2 separate regions of the Homo sapiens genome follow, and region 1 is linked to region 2. Evidence: chromatin contacts called from ENCODE Hi-C data. All regions are on one chromosome and are shown on one strand. Each heading gives the region's core, a stretch centred on a gene start or an enhancer-like site at or near the end of the contact. The rest is flanking DNA. Distances are from core to core; before and after follow the strand shown. Region 1 holds the start of VPS41 (VPS41 subunit of HOPS complex). Region 2 overlaps AMPH (amphiphysin).

Region 1 (5,413 bases), core at 283-2,782, 450 kb after region 2:
GTTAAATTCTTCTTCTGCACTAAACAGTGGTAAATATTTCATAGGTTTTTTTCAATGGAAGAAAAAACAATGGTTTTTCTAGGAGCAACTCTCTCCATTTCTATTCCACTATATCTAAGAACATATGAAACTCAGTTTTTTGCTTTCAAATCAAACCATAAAACAAACATTTCAACATGAAATAAAGATGCACAATGTGAAAAACAATCTCACCCTTATTCAAAGGAGCAATGGCAGTCATGAAATGATATGTTCTTAATGAGTGTTTTCCTTTGAACTGCTAGAATGGAAATAGGAGTCTCTAGTGTTAGATAAGAGACTTTGTTATCTTGTTATCACAAGGACCAGCCAAACCAAATTTCTACCTAGTCAAACGTCTCAATTATTGGCATATATAAAATATATACAGAACAAATTTTCACTATGAAGTAAAAACAAATGAAGTATGTTGAAAATAGTAAAAATTATTGAACTAGGTAAATGACTCTTATGATACTAAACAGCCCATCATCAAGTCACTGTTTAGAGACAATGACTGCAACTGACAGCCCTGTTAACTTGTGAAGAAAAACAGTATCCAACTGAAATAACACTGGAAATGGAAACTTAAGTTATCTCCCCCAAGTTCTAGCCTCTTTTTTGGTCTGCTTCTCTTTTTTGTCTTTTTTATTTTACTTCGTCATTTCATAAAATGTGTGATTACCACTACTGCTATATGAAAATAATTCATATTCCCATCACCAATTTCTACCCTAAACTTCAGTGCCACGTTGCCAGTTGTTGACTGGATACTACCAGCAACAAATAATCCCATTTAATTTTTACTAAGCCCAACAGTTCTAAGTACTCTAACTTTGTGTATAAACTCCTCTCTCCATCTTAAACCACCCTCTGAGGACGGCCTTATTATTACCCCCATCTCACACTGGAAAGTTAAATAAGTAGCTCAAAGTAGCACATTGGGTAAGAAAAGGAACCAGCACTTGGACCCCAGGCATTTTTGCTCCAGAACGGATGCATTTAATCCCTGCTGCACCGCAACAGTGCTCCAGCTCTGTACCTAACTCCAATAGATACAAAACAAAACTCATCGTCTACTCTCTCCTAGTTCTTATTGTCCTACTTCAAGTGGAAAGCAACTTAAATTTCAGTCACCCGGCCTCTCTTCCTCCTCCCACAGGCAGTCAGTCCCTGAGGTAGCCGGGCCTGCCTTCATGCCAAAATTTCCCTGGGCAAAGGCCACAGGGATGGGGCCCGAGGAAAGGCAGCCCGAACGCGGGGGTGTGTCAGAGCGCTTTCCCTAGGTGCCCTCCCGGGGCTGGCATCCTCTCTGCTCCCCGAAACCAACTTTCGCCATCCCACCCCGCCCTGCCGCGGACCTGCCTTGCGCTATTCCAGCAGCTCCGCACCTCCACCCACTCCACTCCACCCTCCCCAAACAGCCCACCCTAGTCTCTATATCCCTGTGCCCTCAACTACCACCTGCACCCTTTACCTGCTCCTCTGCTTCCGCCATGGCGCCACGGGAGAGTCACCTGACAGACCCGGAAATAAGAGGAAACCACACACTTGGCCCAGGGCCTTCTGGGAAATGTAGTTTTAGCTTCATCTGAGCCTGGAAATCTCTTCTAGGGGACGGACCTGCTAGGGTTCATTTCTGCTGCCAATTCTCCAAACTCAATGGAATTCTGCTTTGAAGGATGTGAACATAACCATTGCTAATACTATAGCTTATTTTATTGTTGTTCTTGTTTCTCTAGTTATTCTAGTGTTTATTAAGCACTTACTATGTCATGCCCTGGGTTTATAGCTTTGCATAAATTATCTCATTTAATCCTCACAGCAATTCCTACTATCATCCCCATTTATAGGGGAGAATACCGTAGCTCAGAGGTCATGCAGCTAGTAAGAGGCAGAACTAGTAATAGAATTCAGCCCTGCCTGATGCCAAAGTCTCTGTGATTGCCAAATGCTGCTTACTCTAAAAGTGTTCTTGTCCTTTTTTCTCTCTCTTTTTTAAGTATATTCAGTGAATATAAAGCAGTCTTTGCAGTGGAGAGTCAGAGAAAATTTATACGCCAACAAATAATATCATTATTTTTGCTTGCTACTTTGTCTTCTCCTGTCATATGAACATTGATTTAAAAAAAATCTCTGTTGTTTAATAAATTAATTGTTAAACTTTTGTTGAGGATATTCAATAGGTAAATGTTCAAGTGAAGACACAATATGAAGTTGTCCTTGGTCAAAATCTGCACAACCACTGTATTACTTCCAGCCTTCAGAATGACTGATTCCTTCTCCATGTTTCTGAACATTATGAATTCTGTTTCTTAACCCTCAGGAATCTGCAGCACCTTGTCCAAAGACAGACATTTTACAATTTCCATTCACTGGAGTAGCTGGTGACCAGCAGAGGGCATTGCAAATGGCAGCATGTGGTGATTGCCTCAGTACCTTTTTTGACTCCCTGTGCCTCATTGACTCTGACCCAGTAGGAAGTCATGGACTCAGTACTCTGTCTGTAGCTTGCTCAACCCATGATTCCTCAATGGCCCAGAAGCCAAGGTGACATCATCTCTGAGACACCTGTCTTCTCCCCAGGGCCTAAACAGCCTTACCTCCATCTTCTTCCTCCAAGCCTTGCTGGGGTTCCTCTTCCAGTGGGCTAATCACTCAGCCGACAGGATAGACCACCCTGAGGCATTTAAATGTCTATAAGCAGCCAGGTGCAGTGGCTTTCACCTGTAATCCCAGCACTTTGGGAGGCCAAGGCAGTCAGATTTCATGAGCTCAAGAGTTTGAGACCATCCTGGACAACATGGCAAAACCCTGTCTCTACAAAAAATACCAAAAATTAGCCGGGCATAATGGTGTGCGCCTGTAGTTCCAGCTACTCAGGAGGCTGAGGTGGGGGTTAAGGCTGCAGTGAGCATTGATGGTGCCACTGCACTCCAGCCTGGGCAACAGAGTGAGACCCTATCTGAAAAAAAAGAAAAAAGAAAAAAGAAATCCATAAGCAAGCACCCAATGCCCTAAGTATAAACCTAGGGCAAGTATAAACCTAACCCAAGAGTTTCTAAAATCTCTTGCAAAGCAGCCCAGGGCCAAACATTGCTCATGATGAACTCCAGATCCCAGAAAAACTTTAATACAGACCAAAGAGACTGTGGAAGCCCTCAGTCGAGTATCCACGGGAAAGAGAAATAAAATGAGCTCTTCCACTTTTCTGACTTTCCTCACAAACTCCAATTTTCTCTTTTCTGTTATGAGTGACAGCCACCCATAAACCTCTAGGACTACAGCCTCTCCAACTGGGCAATCTCCTCTTCTATGCTGAATGGATGAGATTGGGATGAAGAAGGAAAATAAGGGATTATTACCACTGTCTTAACCACAAGGTCATTTTTGTTTTATGGTTCCATTTTATTTTGGTGAGAAGTCAAGCAGCCCAAGCAAGCAAAGCTGAAGGCCATCCACTCTGGGCCTTCCTGGCCTTTCTACTTTTCTGGAATGAGAATGTTTATTCTCTTTCTCAAGAAGGGTGTTATGGGTCTTATTAAAGATATAGCCAGACTTTATAGGTTTTCCTCTGCTCATTTAACCGTAGAAACTCTCAATTCCCCAAGTTTGTTCCGCATTCAGTATACTCTCTTGATTACAATAAAGTATTATGAGCCTCTTTCCTTTTGGAGAGACTGGAAAAGTGAAGAGACACAGGTATGGAAAGGTGAATTAGAGGAAGAAACCTACTATGAACTAGCAGGTTCGTGCTGGGACAGTGGACAGGATGAAATTCACATGTGACCTCCAAATCCCATTTGCTCATGTGAAGTGAGAGTTTGAGGCTCTCTTATCTAGGTGGTCTTGTATTCTCCAACTACTCTAAGTGTAGTCCAAAGACTACCTGGGAGCTTGTTAAAAATGAAGAATTTGGGGCCCTTTGAGAGATGTATTTAACCACAATCTGGATTTTAATAGTATCCCTCAGTCATATGCATATACTTTCAAGTTTGAGGAGTAGTCAGCCTAACAGTCACTGATTCTGTGTCAAATCACCTGCTCAGTCCACCCTCTCCCAACTTCAAGATACGGAGGTAAAGGGCTGGGCGCAGTGACTCACGCCTGTAATCCCAGCACTTTGGGAGGCCAAGGCGGGCGGATCCCCTGAGGTCAAGAGATCGAGACCATCCTGGTCAACATAGTGAAACCCCGTCTCTACTAAAAATACAAAAATTAGCCAGGCGTGGTGGTGTGCGCCTGTAATCCCAGCTACTCGGGAGGCTGAGGCAGGAGAATCGCTTGAACTCGGGAGGCGGAGGTTGCAGTGAGCCAAGATCACACTACTACACTACAGCCTGGTGACAGAGCAAGACTCTGTCTCAAAAAACAAAAACAAAAACAAAAACTAAAACTAAAACAAAAATGCAGATGGAGGTAAAGGTAAGATTCAACTTCTCATTCTCAGTCTATAGGACCTAAAATTGTTAATAGACTTCAGAAAACAGACCTAAGACCTTATATTTGTAGAGTGGCTCACTGGTTTCAAGGATCTGTCTCATATGTTTGTTTCGTAGGTCTGAAACAGTTTACTAACTCAAATTATAGCCATTTTATTCGTGACAATAGCATTATTTCATTGCTTAAACAATATGAACGGCTTTAATATTTTCCATTATTAAATAGCATTTATAAATTCAGGAAACTTGAAAAATCGGCAAAGTGGACAAAGTTAAAATAATTCACTCTTATGCCCTTGCTAATTAGGGGATGTGTTGTAGATTCTTTTCCCAATCTTCAGCTTCCATTCCTTCTTAGATTGCTACCTTTCTCAATCTACAGGTGTGACAGCTAATGACAAGCAAATTTACACCACATTACACTACTAATTCCAAGCTACAATCTTAGCCTTTATTTAATTAACTGTACCAAATAGCTAAAAGAATATTGATGTTATCTTTAGCAAATTTGGCCAGCCTCAGCTTATTTTGCAGTTTAGTTTTTCCAAAACTGTACCTACTGAAACCTGTTACCTTCTAATATTCTAAATGTCATTTTAAGATATAGCTTATTGGAAATTTCCCTGAGCAACCACATTAGATTTTCTTAATAACATTTTTCTAATTACAAAAGTACTATGTGTTCATAATAGATAACTGGAAAAATACAATAAATTATAAAATAAAATTCTAAAACCACTCATGATTTCTCCACTTAGATTATGATTGTTGGATATATGCCTTTCTTTTTTCTTCTCTTTTTTCTCTCTCTTCCTCCTTTCCCCTCTCTGTCTCTCTGTATTTATTTAAAAACTTGTCCAACAAAGATCATATTACCAAGTTTTGTCATTTTTTTTTACTTAGTCATATTTCAAGATTGTTTCCCAATAACAATCTTGTAAAATATTCTTCTA
Region 2 (5,244 bases), core at 547-3,046:
GGAAAGTGTAAAAGCAATAGGCATTCAGCAGAATGTGTGAAAACACTCTCTCATGAGGCGGGGCAGTGGCAGTGAACCACACTTCCCAGTTAGCCCTGTGATCACGAGGGTAAATGACTGCTATTATGTTCTACAGTGTACTATAGTCAGTAAATTACACAAGATATTCAACACGGTTATAAAATAGGCTTTGTGTTACATAACTTTGTCTAACTGTAGGCTAATGTTAAGCGTTCTCGGCGCGTTTAAGGTAGGCTGGGCTAAGTCATGATGCTCAACAGGTTAGGTGTATTTAATGCATTTTAACTTGCAATATTTTCTACTTACGATGGGTTTATCAGGACACAACCCCTTTGTAAGGCAAGCAGCATCTGTACAAGAAAGCTTGAACTGGACTGGGGACTATAAATTTTTCTACAGAAATTTCATTTTCACCCAACATAGGGAGAATAAAGGTGGTAGTTTCTCTCTACAGTTACCTTTGCCCAGCCCTTATTGTTTCTCTTCAATTATTTCTTCAATTCAATTTTATTAAGTGGCCACTCATATGCAAGTGTGTGTACTAAAAAATGTCCAGGTGTACCAAAAAATGTGAGATGACATATAAACATAACCGCTTTTCTTGGCAGTACCTGCCAACTCTAAACCACTAGGAGAGGGAAGGTTTCATGCAGAGGTAGGATTTAAATGGAGCATTGAAAGAAAAGAGTTTTGTAGCAAGAGATAGGAGAAGAGAGAGCATGCTCGCCTGAGCATGCCGAGAACGTGGTAAGAAGTCCCAAAAAACTTGAATATAGGGCATGTGAGGAAATATCAAGTCAAATAAGAAAAGCAGGTGGATACCTTCATGACAATCACAATGCCTAAAGCCTCACATCTCAGTCTCCCTAACTGGAAACTTCTCTTAAAGCCCCGGCACCGTGGGATTATCCTAGATGGGGCCACCTTCATCTCATCATGAGCTCTATCCCCCAATATATTTGACCTCTTCCTACCTGTGAAGGTGACCGAGGCCGTGCTGGTGCGGGAGACGCAGGTGCTAATGTATGATTTGGACTTGCTGTCGGGCTCGGGAGGGGTGAAGGCTCCTCAGGCGGTGATGGTGTCTTTGCAATGCGGAGAGGACCCGAATCACTAGAGGAACACAGGGGATTGGGCAAGGGGCCTTCTCAAGAACAGTATTCATCTAATCAGGGGTTTTCCATTTCAGAGAAACCCAGAAGCCTAACAGGTACTGTCTGTTGTCCTGCTCTCCCCTTCCAGGTTAATTCTGGTTAATTGCAACAGTGATGGTGATAACTGGTACCATTTATTTGCACTACAGAGACCTCATTCATGTATTATCTTTTGTCTTCACAGTAGCCATGTTTTATTGTCCCCACTTTACAAGTAGTAAAGTGGGGCATAGATAGGTTAAAAATAAAAACTCTAAAATCACCCAGCCATTTAGTGAATCTGAATTCAGGTCTTAGTAATGCAAGCCCTCTGTTCTTTCAAACAAGTTCTGCAAGAATCTTCCAAACATAAGCTGAATTGATTTTACTCGTTTCACTTTCTATTTACAAGAGAATCTTGCCATGTCACAATCTATAAAAAACTATGAAAATTGTAACTTTTATATTAAAAGGTAACCTTAGGATAGTGTTAGTAAGGATTTTGTAGAAGTGCTTTCTAATAACATTTGGAAATAAACTCACTAATTATTTCTCTTTCTAGACCTTATAAATAACTACTCAACTCAGGCATCTTGAAATGTGCAACAAAATCAGACAAGATTCAGTTTCGTTTACTAAGAACCCACCATGTTCCTGGCATGCGGCCAGACGCTCGGGAACAGCCCAAATGTGATGACTAAGAAGCACTCAGGACACATCCTACTCTCTAAGAATTTCTAAAGTCTACAGCTCGAAGAAACAGAGTCTGTACCCCAAAATAAAAGAGCATGTACACAGCAGCATGGTCTACATATTCAAAGGGCTGAGGAAACTGGGTCCTTTAGCGAGAACACAGACATGCCACATGATTGGGGTCATATGCCAGCAATCATGGCCTCAGATGGAAACATAGCCCCAATCTAAGCTTAATAGAGATGCCACTGAGCTCACTCACCACCTCATTCTGCAGAGGAATGTTGAAAAAAAGTGAAAGGAACATTCATTAAGTGGTCATGGCCCCGCTTTTTCTTCACTGTATCTCATTTGGCAACATTACAATTTTCAGATGAATTTGTCCCTTTCATTTCCATGTAAGGGAACAACCCTAAATTTTTTCATGCACTTCATTTTTAAAACACTCAAATATCATTCTGATATTCCCATTCCAATTCTTCCTTCGTGCCTAGCCCCATACTGAAATAACCATACTGAAAACAGTAACTCTGCCTCTCTTATGTATTCTTTCAGGCAATATTCTTTCCCTTAGAAAGAGAAGATATACTACTGCTTACATAGTATAGAAACCATAGCAGAACCTATAAGTAGGGCTAATCCAAAGAGCAGGGAATAAGAAAATTAACAATCTCTAGAGGGATCCAAACATTAACATATGTAGAAGTTGGTTCATGTGTATGACTATGTGTGTTTTCATAAATGTATGCAAATAAGTGTTTGTATTAAAATGGCAAATATAGAATGTCAGGACTGTATATTACCTTGGAAACCATGTAGTTCAATAGTATCTTTTTTTTTCTATTGAATTAAAAAAAATGAGACCTCTAACCAGAGAGGTTTTGAACTTACTCAAGGAAGGCAAAGCAAGTTAACTGCAAAATCAGAAAACCGAAAGCTGGGTCTTCTGACTCCCAGCTCACTAGCCTTCAATCTCTGAGTACGTAAAGTCTACGAAGGATGGAATAAAAAGGATTCCAGAATCACTGGAGAAAGCTGGTGTGCAGCCGAACCCTGGCAAGGTAGACAGGTCACCTATGGATCATTGGGGCTCCGGGGTATTTGACTGGCATACTCATAATGCAACGTGCAATAAAACAAAAACAGCACAGTGTTCACCAGATCAAGAGTCAGGAGGTAAGAGGAAGATGAGATCTCACCTACTTCCTCTTTCCTTTCCCAAAATGGATTCATGAAAGACGTCAGCATCAATGATAACAATCAAGACAAACTGTCATAAACTTTGGGAATTCCTTTCTTCTCCGGAGAAAATATTAAGTGCATAACAAATTATATATTACAACAAGCATATACATTATATATTAAAATTTCACACTGTTGCTATCAGGCCTCATGGAAAGCAGAGAGAGGCAGAGAGGCAGAAAGTCAATGCTGTTGTGACAAGAAGAAGAATCCTAGTTGGGTCACTGAAGGCCAGACATAAATGTAAAAGCACAAAAATAAAATTAGTGTCAGCTTCTAGGGTGAAAAGGCTCCTGTGGGACTTTTGTAGGATAAATAAAATAGTACAGGCTGGTCCACAGATTGAAGAAATTTTAGCAAGCAGGACATTACAGGTGCTCCAATGAGCAGGGGCCTACCTGGGCGCTCCTTGGATGGTGAAGGCCTTGTCGGCGTGCTGGTCACCCAGTTTTGTCATCACTTCATACAGTTTGTGGCAAAGCTAAGGGGACAGAGGCCACTTGTCTATTAGTCACATGTCATTCTGGTGCCAATTCAGGCTATTCTCCCCAAGAAAGAAATTGCTTATTGAGAAGCTATAAATTTTATGATAGCTTGGATGGCCTCAGGATAACTGAAATTCTGTATACGGTTCAAATTTAAAATCTATGTCAAAACTGAAACAAACGAAACACGAGTAAACTAAATATATATGTATATATTTATTAACCAGAGTACAGGGCAGAAAACAAAAGCTTACTGTTTACATTGACTCCACCCTTTTGAACAACAACAACAAAAAGCAATCAACAACAGAGTTGATTATCTAAATACTTTGAGAGCAATTTTTCATTAGCCTAAAATACCACTGGGAATTCCAACTTTATAAACTGCCTGGTAAAAGAAACAACACTGTAAAACTGTGGCAAAATCTTCAAAAGATACAAAGAACTATGTGATCACTATGAAAAACCGTAGAAATGTTATCGAGGGTAATAACACACTGCTAAAAGAAACATACAAAAGGGTGAATTCTTTGGATAATTCTATCCCATTTCATTTGCTTCCAAAATAAACCTTCCTTTACTTTATATTCCATATGCAAAAATTATCGTCATGACTCACCACCGCAATTTCCTTATGAAACTTGGCTTCAAGGCTGGAGACGTTTTTGAAAGTATTAACATAAAATCCAACTCGTCTGCCATGTGGAAACACAAAGAGGAAAGAAGAGAGAGGGAAAGACCAGTCAGTAAAAATAATTTTAATAGCAATGAAATGTATGAAAACCCAGGTTTCTTTTACACCATTTTGAATAACTTTGGACTAAATAAAATACTGAACCCAAAGCAAGCCCAACATTTCCTCATCTGTTAATGAACAAAAACAAGTATCTTTTGGCATAGAGCATGACCTCTCCTAAAATTCAGTGCCTTAAGACAGTGATTCTCAAACTTTAGTGTGCATGAGAACCACCTGAAGGGTGTGTTTCTGATCTAGTAGGTCTGAACATGAAGACTGAGAATTTGTATTTCTGATGAGTTTCTAGGTGATAACTGATGCTGCTGATTCAGAGACAACGCTTATGGAACCCCCGCCCTGAGAACTTATTTATATTTTAGTTACTGTTTCTTGCTTTCAAGATTTGAGAAGTTCATTATTAACTTTTATAAACTATAAATGGTCTAGTTATTATTATGTGTTTGGACTCTGAAATTTGTTTCATAGAAGGAAATACAAAACCCGTAAATTAATTCTAACTGCTCATCAAAAATAAGAGCGTGTCATCACTGAGTAAATGAAAACATAAGCTGCCCCTTCATAATAGCAATGAGATTAACTTCTTCTATGGCTTATCTTTACTTAAATCCCTAACATATTTGACTTAATCTTAAATTTCTATACCTACAGTGATCATGTGACCCTGACTTCATATATTTTTCTTTTAATTGATTTTAAAAGATCATATACTTATTCATAAATACATGTGCATATACCTATTCATATGCATACAAATACACATGCATATAGACATCTATTCATTAATAAAGAAAATCCTCCACAGTGTGTTTGGGAAATGGTAAGCCCCCAGGAAGATCAGACCAGAGCCTGGGAGAGGAAAGCCTAGTGAGGAAGCAGATGGTTCTCTGGGGCAGAGGTCCTTGCCAGACCACGA

What was found. Hi-C counts contacts between places; a loop is a spot of excess contacts on that map. Pooled maps may share reads with other maps.
Region 1: a loop to region 2 is called in a pooled map, with 9 times the contacts of the local background. The contact joins the promoter of VPS41 here to the enhancer-like site in region 2. A Hi-C loop is called at or near these places in 1 of 168 maps with a recorded cell type or tissue (Caco-2), 1 of 37 single-sample maps with no recorded cell type and 8 of 50 pooled maps.

What each region holds. Positions count from the first base shown.
Region 1 is chr7:38,907,659-38,913,071 of GRCh38, forward strand. VPS41 (VPS41 subunit of HOPS complex) reads right to left here and starts at 1,533. Exons shown (of 29, transcript NM_014396.4): 1 at 1,496-1,533. The coding sequence starts at 1,516. RefSeq lists an enhancer at 1,541-1,640.
Region 2 is chr7:38,461,980-38,467,223 of GRCh38, forward strand. It overlaps AMPH (amphiphysin), which reads right to left. Exons shown (of 21, transcript NM_001635.4): 8 at 4,194-4,269; 9 at 3,488-3,570; 10 at 996-1,134. Among named protein-coding and RNA genes, the nearest start is that of TRG-AS1, 120 kb to the left of the region's middle. RefSeq lists enhancers at 1,691-1,770, 2,793-2,962, 4,466-4,635. Within about 2 kb of position 1,797, at least 3 of the 41 ENCODE cell types and tissues checked have a DNase peak (open chromatin) inside an H3K27ac peak, as active enhancers do.